3 separate regions of the Homo sapiens genome follow, and all the other regions are linked to region 1. A link is a contact called in ENCODE Hi-C or POLR2A ChIA-PET data. All regions are on one chromosome and are shown on one strand. The core of a region is the stretch at or near the end of the contact, and the rest is flanking DNA. Distances in the headings are between cores, read along the strand shown.

Region 1 (3,116 bases), core at 228-2,727:
CCGTCTCACTCCCCCCGCCCCTTACCCCCTTCCCGCTGAGGCCACCAAGCCCATGGACTCTGGTGAGAGAGCAGCTCGGGGCGGCAGGTGGTGCTCCCCCCTACACACCAGCTAGGTATCGTTGCTTGCAAAAGCCCCACCAGCTGAGCGGCTGGCTGTCGAGGGAGGGGAGGCCTGCAAGATTTTTTTAAGGTGCAATTATAAATAAAGCCCATGGATCGCGATTTCAAACAAACTTGTCAATCTGGGCCGCAGCAAAAGGCGATGGAGGCAGCTTTGCATGTATTTCGGGTGGTGTGACTCATGAGCATTACTTGTCTCCCCTAGGGAAGGAGCCTGCCCACCCACAAATCACTGCCGCTCTGGCACCGTTGGGATAATCGACCAACTTGAGCACCCCTGCCAAAGGACTGCCCCCATCTTAACAAGCAGGAGTCTCTGACTCTTGGAGAACCCCTCCTCAATTGTCACCACTGACCTGGCCCCCAGGTCTGGCCCTGGGGACCTCTACCCTCTCCCCACAAGCAGAGTGCCCGGGCCTTTTGCTGCTGCAGGGATTGGGGGTTGGGTACACGCGCGGCACACGCGTATGGGGGCGCATGCTCAGTGCGGGGGCTGCGCTCATGTGCGGCCTCTACCTAGGCTCCCTGCCCCCCAGCCCACCCACGTCCCTCACCTGCCTTGCCTTTGCCTGCCTCGTCGTGTGAAGTCCAGGAAGAAAGGCCGTCACCTGAAACGGCCCCTCTATGTTATATGCACCCTTTCTGGACACACACACCTCTGGTGGCCCAGAAACACCGTGGGTGTGTGTAAGGCGGATGACAAGTGGATGTGAGTGCACACAGGCACAGTGGTCACTCCTCGGGAGGTCTTTAAAAACCGCCCAGATTCTCTCCTCTCTGGATGGAAGGATGCATGGAGAGATAGATATATTTTTAGTCCGGAGGCAGGGGAATACACTGCCTGACCTTTCTGGCACCTGGGCGTCCATATTGTTAGCAGTGGGCGTATTCAGCAAGAGTGTGACACATACACACACACCCCTGGACACACAGATGTGGACACCTACGGGACAGGGACGCACACCTCACCCCAACCAGAGATAGACGGGTACCCCAAGGCACAGCCCCTTTGACCTGGAGCGGGACTTGGGCCTCCAAGTCCTTCTTCCCTAATCCCCACCCTCGCCGTCCGTGGGCCCAGCGTCCCCCGGTCCACCCCACGCGGAAAGTGAAGGGGAGGGGGCTGTGAGGGTGACTCACATTGCCTCCGGGCCAGGCGAGCGCTGCAGCGGAGGCCAGGGCCGCAGGCCACGCTGCCCGCCGGGGCCGGGCATCTGCCGCGGCCCCTTTAAGCGCCCCCGCCCCCTCCTGCCCGCGCCCGGGCTTCCTTTCTCTAGGGGGCGCGGCCGGCAGCGCGCGGCGGGGCGGGGGTGCGGCCCCTCCCCCTGTGGGCAGGGCCTGCGCCGCTTCCTGCAGAAGCGGCCGGGAGCCGCGCAGGGGGCGGAGAGAGGAGCCGCGAGCGGCGGCGGGGCGGCGCGGGGCGGAGGGCGCCCGAGGGCGAGCGGGCAGGCGGGCACGGCGGGTTCCGGGCCAGCCCCGGGGCGGACGGTTGGCCGGGCGCGCGGAGCCTCGCCGGGGCCTCGCCGGAGCCGGGCCGGGCAGCAGGGGCCGCCGCCGCCGCCCGGGCCCGCCGCCCGCGCCCCCCACGCTGGCCCAGAGGGCTGCGGCCGCGTCGCCGCTGAGGATGTCCCGAAAGGGGCCGCGAGCGGAGGTGTGTGCGGACTGCAGCGCCCCGGGTAAGCGCGGCGGGGCCGGGGGCGGGACCGCACAGCCAGGCCGCCGCCGGGCGGGCGCCGGGGCCTGGCAAGAGCGCTGTGCGGGGCCGGAGGGCTGGGCGGGGCGGGGGGCTGCGGCCTCCAGGCTGGGCCCCCGCCTCGGCCACTGCGGAGCTGCGCCCTTGGCGGGAGGGCCGGCCTGGGGTGCCCATGCTCCCTGGAGGCCGTGGACTAGCGAGGAAGGACGTTCCCGGCGCCGCCTCCCGCTCCTCGGTCTGAGGGAGGCGGGCAGCTGGCTGCTCCTCCACCTCCATCTCTGTATCCGACGGAAGCGCCAGCCTGGGGTGGCAGGAGGGCCGTGGCGGAGGCCGTCAGGGCTTGGGAGGTGGGGGCGAGTGTGGTTTTATGTCATCTCAGTGCCACCCCCGCGTCTTGCACCTGCTGCTCGCGTGGTCGGTACGCCTGCCGGGGTGGTGGAGGGCAAGGAGCAGAGGGCCGGGCAGATGCGCCAGTGGGGCCTGAATACCGTCTCCTCAGGAGCAGATGAGCGGTGGCTACTCCCAGGACTCCCTGCCTCGGGTTCCTAAGGCTAGCGCTCCTTGCCGGGCCTGGCGTTCAGGGCCAGTCTAGACCCGGGTGTCTTCTCGGGAGGCATCCCCAGGCCTGCTGGTGGTGACTGGGAACAGCTCGGCTGGACCCTGCTGTTCCTGTTCACCGGTAAGGCCTGCTTGGGAAAGTGAGCTTGGCATCAAGCTATCCTGGGTGCGGGCCCCTCCCTGTCCCCTAGCCCAGTCTGGCCAGAAATGGGTGGGAGGCCGTGCCGAGATTCCCCGTATCCTGCTGGCTTCCTGGCCTGTCTCCTGGCTGTATTTACATGGTGGTTCCCTTCCTTTTCCTAACAGAGTTAGGACTGGGCTGGAGTGAAACCCCCCAGGCCTGCTGAGGAAGTCAGGGGTAATGATCCAAGAGGCTGCTCCCTTCTGATGAGGGAGGACAGCCAGTGACGGGGCTCTGCAGCTGGCCTGGGAAGGAAGCTCTAGCCCACATCCATTCTTTCTTTAGCAAAGGAGCTATCTCCCTGGTAGGCCCCTGGGCAGGCTGCGGAGGTCCGTGAACTCTAGCGGGGCTGTGGGCATGATTAAGAGTGAGAGTATGGGGTGCTGGTTTGTGGGCCCATAACTTTCAGCCACCCCTTGAGCAGGCCCAGGACCCCACCGGTTGAGCCTCACAGATGCTCTGGTGGTTCTGGGGGTGCCAAGCTAGAGTATTTGGGAACTATGACTTAGCAGGGCTTGGGCACAAAATACTCCATAGGTGGTTATGACCAAGGCCTCCTAGG
Region 2 (3,116 bases), core at 440-2,939, 890 kb before region 1:
ACTCTATGATTTATCAACAATCTACTTAACCTATGAACTTCAGCTTCTTGTTTTTTAAACCCCTACCTTCAGGGTTTGCTTATGTATTGGTAATCATATGCTTACAGCAGCTGGCACAGAGTAGGTTGTCAGTAATGAGCCGCTGTAATATTATAGCATGCTGCTTCAAAAAACCACAGGCTAATGACTAGTAATAAAGATATCAGTAGCCTCTTCTACATAATTTTAAAATGTTTTCTAGCGGCCAGGCGCGGTGGGTCACACCTGTAATCCCAGCACTTTGGGAGGCAGAGGCGGGCGGATCACGAGGTCAGGAGATCAAGAACATCCTGGCCAACATGGTGAAACCCCGTCTCTACTAAAAATACAAAAATTAGCCAGGCGTGGTGGCATGCATCTGTAGTCCCAGCTACTAAGGAGGCTGAGACAGGAGAATCGCTTGAACGCAGGAGGCGGAGGCTGCAGTGAGCCGAGATCGATAGCGCCACCGCACTCCAGCCTGGGCGACATAGCGAGTCTCCAAAAAAAAAAAAAAAAAAGTTTTCTAGCTGGTACACACATTTCAAATGGGCATTGTAATACATGTTTTAAACTATAAGCACGCTTTTCTGTGATTGGAATAATTGTCTTCTCTAGTAGGAAACATAAGTAAAAGCATTTTGAAAGTATGATAGGCAAATCTGGATAAATTTAGAATTGAGTTTCTTAGACCAAGGGGCTGATAGTGACAATACTGTGGTTTCTAGAGGCTTCAGTGTATAGCAATAAAAACAGGTCAAAGGAATTTGGAAAGTAGTTTCTATGCGGCTGTAAAGCAAAGAGACAGTTGGGAGAAAAAGGTGAGCTTTCTCTGCTCTTGTTGATCATCATAATCCACGAATGAGTTTTATGTAAGCTCACTTTATCCGACTATAGTTTCAGGAATTAAACAAATGCATTTGTCAAATCACAGGAAGGTTTTTTTGGTGGGAGAAGTATAGCAAATGTAACTGCAATTCACACAGGTTCTCTCAACTTTTTCAATAAAACCGATTCTAGACTCTAGAGCAGAAGGGTAAGTTATTTTCTCCTCCTTCAAACACCCAGTCCTGGAAGTCCCCAACCTGTAGTTGTCATGGAGACCCAATAAGAGACATTCTGTCTCCTATTCTCTTCATACTTCCTCCGACGGACCGGAATGCAAGTTCCTCCTTCTCTTTTCCCACTCAGTTTTCCAATAGTGACCTCAGCTCCAATGCGCTGACTCCTCCAGTCTCCGGGGCTCTGGATCTTCTCCCTCAACATTCGTTTCCTCTCAGAGTTCGTACCCCAAGCCCCTTCGTCCGAGTTCCATTACTCCCTCAACACAATTCTACCCAGGCGATTGAGAGCCCTCTTCCTCTACATCCCCGCTCTGTCCACTCTGCCCAACCCCTGCCCCACGTCCCGCTCACACGCCCCGGCCAGGCCAGACCCCTACCCCAGACCGTTCGGTATCCCCAAGGCCCCGGGGATCCCACTTAGGCAAGCCCCGCTGCTCAGCTCGGCCGCTCCGGGAGTCTGGTTCTTTCCTGTGCTGCTTCTCCCAAGATCTGTCCTCACTCAGCCCCTCTCACCCTCGTAGGACGCACCCGGAGGCCTTCTCGCCCTCACCTTCCCAGTAACTGCTGGTCCCTGCCGCCATCTTTGTCGTCCAACGTCAGCCGGGATAGGGGAGCAGAGGCGATGCAGGCCGGAAAGTCACCATGGTGCGTGTTTCCGCCTTGAGAGCCAGGGCCGACGGGATGCGAGCCTCCGCGGACACTGCCACCTGCTGATCAATTCGTTATCTTACAGCTTTTAAGTAGCGAGAGAGAAAAAACTTCGGCTTTAGCTCCTGTCTTTCATTCCCGCTTTCTGCGCCCCAAACCATCATCATCTCCCTCATCTCGGCTTATCCTTTCTCTCAGCAGGTGCCTACTTGACTGGGAGGAGAATCATCCTCAGGCAACTCCCTCAATTTCCCTCACCTTGTCTCTAATTTGTATCTTCAGCCAATTTCTTCCTTTCTCAGACATAGAGACCCTTTCTTCCCAGAGCCATTTCCTTCATCCTACCTCCCCGCCTGTGCTCCATCATCCACGTTCTTTGGCGTATGCGCTCTTCTCCACTGGCTGCTTTCCTTGTCTACAGCAGTTCTAGTCCCAGCCCTCTTTGTCCTTGTCAGCCGCCACATCTAGAAAGAGTGAGCTAACTGCTTCTACATGCTCTCGGCCTGAGCCCTCAACCTGATAAAATCTGCTGTCCAAACCCACACTTTATAGATACATAAATTATCACAGTCTACCGGTGCTGACTTAATTCTAGTGAAGTGTAGAAACCTTAATTCCTGTAAAGTTCTTTCCCCCACTCATTTATAATATAGTTGTTTTTAAGTATTTCCTCTGCATTCATTGAGGAGAACCACATCAGTGTTACAATATTTGCTTCAAGGGTCAGGCATAAGTTAGAGAATTCAAGAGAAGAGGAAAGCTTACTTGATTTATGCATATTTTACTCTTCTTCGTTCCTAGTGTCCCAAGATTCCTTTTTCTAATCGTTTCCTTTCTGTTTCAAGAATTTCCCTCAGCCATTTTTTTTTTAAAGAGTAGATCAGCTGGTGACAAATTCTATTAGTTTTTCTTCATCTGAGAATGTCTTGATTTCCCTTCATTCTTGGGGGATCGGATATTGTTGCCAGATATACAATCTGAAGTTGACAATTTCTTTCTTCAGCACTTGAAAAATGTGCCAATTCCTTCTGGCCTCCATAGTTTCAGATAAGAAATTGACTAAAATTGGAATTGTTTTTCCACTGTAGCTAAAATACATTTTCTCTCTCACTGCTTTCAAGAACTGTTCTTTAGTTTTCAGAAGTTATGATGTGCCTTGGTGTAGATTTCTTTGGATTTATCCTGTTTGGGATATCCTCAGCTTCTTGATTCTGACATTTATGTCTTCTGCCAAATTTGGGGGATTCTCAACCATTGTTTCTTCCAATACTTTTTCTGTCTCATACTGTTTCTCTTCTTTTTCTGGGAGTCTGATGACGTGAATGCTAGATCTTGTGTTAATGTCCCACATAGCTCTGAAGTTATGCTAATTTTTTTTCAGTCTAT
Region 3 (3,116 bases), core at 395-2,894, 640 kb after region 1:
CAGAGGGCAGCCAATTCACATGACATTCTCCACCCCACCATCCATGACCTTATCATTCTTTCCAGGCACCAAGAGGGTCATCAGAAAAGCGAAAAGTCAGGAAAACAGAAACCTAAGACTCCATACACTGACATCCCCACTCTGTCTAACTCATCCTCCTTACTGTCCCCAAAGCAAGCATAGTAATTCCTTAGACACAGTCGACATAGTGTAATGGACAGTGTCTGGCTTGAGAATCAAGAAATCCAATTCTTAGGTCTGCCATAAATGCACTATGTGACCTAGGCAAATCACTGCGCCTCCCTGTGCATCTGGAAAAGAGGGGATTAAATCAGATGGTCTCTAAACCCTTGCTAGTTTGACGACTCTGAGAATGCTGTGTCCCTTAACATTAAAAGTGGGCCGAGCACAGCTACGAAGCAACAATTCCAACTAAACCCCTAGTGTCAAGCACAACGATACAATTCTCTTTTCCACTGCTTCATCCACCATCAGGCAGCAATAACCAACCGCCCATCTCTGACGGCAATACCAAGGGGAGGAGCGGGCGCCCTGAAAAGGAGCATGAATCCCCGCCCAGAATGCGAGGCGGGCCCTCAGACTACAAATCCCGGCATGCAGCACTGACGCTCTCAAAAGTATCCCTTCCTGGCCGGCAAATGACTCTTCCCCGGGTCTATCCTACCATAGAGTGCATCGCACGCACATGGAACTACAGTTCCCACAATCCATCAGACCTATCGCGATTCTTGCTCCCAGGATGCAATGCGCCCCCGTTCGCCCTTTAGACCCTTTGGCGTTGCAAACTGGGAGTTGGAGTCCGGGGTACGCAGGTAGCTGGGCGTTGTCAGGATTACAAACTCTCCACTTTAGGCTTCCTCTTGAAGAGCAGATCTCAGGGACAGTGGTGAAGAGAGGGTGGTAACGGGCAGGCGGAACTCTCCAGTGCCACCACCACGCAAGGCAGGGATGCTGAGGATACAATTAACTGATAAAATTATCTGTCAGGAGCGGGAGAGAATTAGGAACCACAGTCATCCCACACGCCTCCAAAAGCGTCATTTTCTGTCTCAAATGGCTTTTCTCTTTACCAATATGGTGGCCTGGTCCAGCCACACCCGATGGTAGAACCAAACGGTCAAGTACAACATCCCTAGGAATACTGCTGTCACCGACAGGCGACCAGCTCCATCCAACACCACACCTTGCTCCTTTCTGTTCATGCCTGAGGACTCCAAGGGCATGATAGCCCATATCCCATTACCAAAATGGCGAAAGGAGCAGCTTTCTTGTGAGGGCCTGCGGAAGGCAATACGCCTGCGCGGGAGGCGTCTGTGTTATGGAGAGGAAGGGGGAGCACCCCCAACACGCCTGCGCAGAACAGAGTCGTCTTAGTTTGCACACAAACACCAATGGATGAACAGTCCCTAGCTTCCTGCGGCTGCGCCTTGACCCCTACAAGCTTTCTCAAGCGCCTGCGCGAGACCTCAGGTCCCGCCCTTTTGTCTCAGTGCGCTGGCGCAGGGCAGAAAGGTGGGGCTTCGGTCCTCCAGACGAATGCCAGCGCGGCTGCGCGCTGGGGGGTACTCCCTCACCGCGGCTGCGCGGGAGCCAGGCCGCCGGCTGTCACTGCGGTTGCGCGCGGCGAGCGCCGATCCCGGGGCGCCTGCGCGGGTGGCTTTGCGGGCGCTCGCGGTAAGTTTGCGCCAAGTGCGCGGCAGCCGGGACGCAGACGGCGGCGGCGGCGAGAGGCGGAGCCCGGGGACCACCCCCCATCACCCTCCCCCCAGTCACCTCACGTACCACAACCTCACGTAACCTCTCACCCCCCCTCCGATACCCCCAGCCCCGGGATGGCAGCGCCCGCCAGCCTTCCCGGCCGGACCGGCTGTCGCCAGTGCCGGCTTTAGCCTGTGGGACTAGGCCCCGCCGAGGCCTGACCCCCGGAGCCGGGACCCACTGTGCAGCCAGCAGCCGGGCCGGGACTGAGGGGCCGCTCCCCCCTCGCGGCCCGTCGGGAGGACGCTGTCGTCCCGGGGACTGGGGGCCGGGGGGTGGGGGGGAGCCAGGGCGAGGAAGTCGGGACCCGTATTGGGAAAAAAGCGGGGCCGGGGTCAGGAGCGCCCCCTCCCCTCACCTCCCCCCTCCCCCCGGGGTTGGGGGGGCCGGAGCAGAGAGCACCCAGCCCGGGAGGTGGATGAATGTGGGAGAAAATGGAGACCAAGACGATCGTGTACGACTTGGACACATCAGGGGGGCTGATGGAGGTAAGAGTGGCCCTCCTCATCTCCTTCCTCCAGCGCCGGGAGGGAACCTCCGCCCTCCGCCCCACAAAGCCAGTCCTAAACTCGAAGCGCCTAGATGGCCGAGGGAGGGGGATTCTTCCTCACCTAGCCTCTCCCTCCCCTCTTTGCAATTTAGGGGGCTGAGCTCAGCCTCCGAGGACGTTTGCAGCAGTTTCACCTACCCGCCGCCCTCGATTCGCTCTCCCGAGGCGCCAGCCCACTCCATCTCGTTGCACCGGCAGGCCTCCCCACCCCCTTCTTGTTGGCCCCTTTGTGCTTCCCCCAGCACGTCCGGGTACCGGGCTTTGGGCCTCTCCCGAGCGGGTCTTTGGAGTCCCCCACTGTCCATACAAGGAAGTGGCAAGAAGGGAACCGCGCACCCTCTTCCCATCCCCCTACCCTTGATCCTCCCCATTTGGAAGAAGCTGTTCTCGTTGTTGTGCTGCAGGAACGCGGTTAGGGTGGGCTCCCCCTGGTTCCGGGGGCTGAGAGATTCTGGGAGCAGCCTGGATGGGAGGAAGAAGGACAAAAGGGGGGAGAGGGGTGGGTGACGGAGAAACCGCGCCGGGGGGGCGACGGACCGCCCGGGAGCTCCGAGTGTGCACACACGCCGTTTGTATGTGTGTGCAGCAAATCCAAGCTCTGCTGGCTCCCCCCAAGACGGACGAGGCAGAAAAGCGCAGTCGGAAGCCTGAGAAGGAGCCCCGGAGAAGCGGCAGGGCCACCAACCACGACAGCTGCGATAGCTGCAAGGAAGGTGGAGATCTCCTGTGCTGCGACCACTGCCCGGCTGCCTTCCACCTCCAGTGCTGGTAAGGTCTGGGGACCCTT

What was found. A loop is a pair of places that touch in the nucleus more often than their neighbours do. ChIA-PET counts read pairs that join two places held with the same protein, here RNA polymerase II (POLR2A). Pooled maps may share reads with other maps.
Region 2: a pooled map shows a loop between it and region 1 (8-fold over the local background). The contact joins the promoter of GOSR1 here to the promoter of GIT1 in region 1. A Hi-C loop is called at or near these places in 1 of 168 maps with a recorded cell type or tissue (CD4-positive, alpha-beta T cell) and 4 of 50 pooled maps. POLR2A ChIA-PET finds 5 or more read pairs at or near these places in 1 of 52 experiments (H1).
Region 3: a loop to region 1 is called in a map of CD4-positive, alpha-beta T cell, with 2.9 times the contacts of the local background. The contact joins the promoter of PHF12 here to the promoter of GIT1 in region 1. A Hi-C loop is called at or near these places in 1 of 168 maps with a recorded cell type or tissue (CD4-positive, alpha-beta T cell), 3 of 37 single-sample maps with no recorded cell type and 11 of 50 pooled maps. POLR2A ChIA-PET finds 5 or more read pairs at or near these places in 1 of 52 experiments (activated CD4-positive, alpha-beta T cell).

The regions. Positions count from the first base shown.
Region 1 is chr17:29,588,009-29,591,124 of GRCh38, reverse strand. GIT1 (GIT ArfGAP 1) reads left to right here and starts at 1,477. Exons shown (of 20, transcript NM_014030.4): 1 at 1,477-1,798. The coding sequence starts at 1,747. RefSeq lists enhancers at 497-1,396, 2,296-3,116 and silencers at 1,149-1,628, 1,889-2,078.
Region 2 is chr17:30,475,981-30,479,096 of GRCh38, reverse strand. GOSR1 (golgi SNAP receptor complex member 1) reads right to left here and starts at 1,689. Exons shown (of 9, transcript NM_001007025.2): 1 at 1,633-1,689. The coding sequence starts at 1,663. RefSeq lists enhancers at 1,426-1,645, 1,796-1,945.
Region 3 is chr17:28,950,046-28,953,161 of GRCh38, reverse strand. PHF12 (PHD finger protein 12) reads left to right here and starts at 1,644. Exons shown (of 15, transcript NM_001033561.2): 1 at 1,644-2,267; 2 at 2,916-3,097. The coding sequence starts at 2,202. LOC105371716 (a long non-coding RNA gene) reads right to left here and starts at 1,560. Exons shown (of 5, transcript XR_001752822.2): 1 at 1-1,560. RefSeq lists enhancers at 520-1,141, 843-1,252, 1,353-1,402 and a silencer at 1,573-1,842.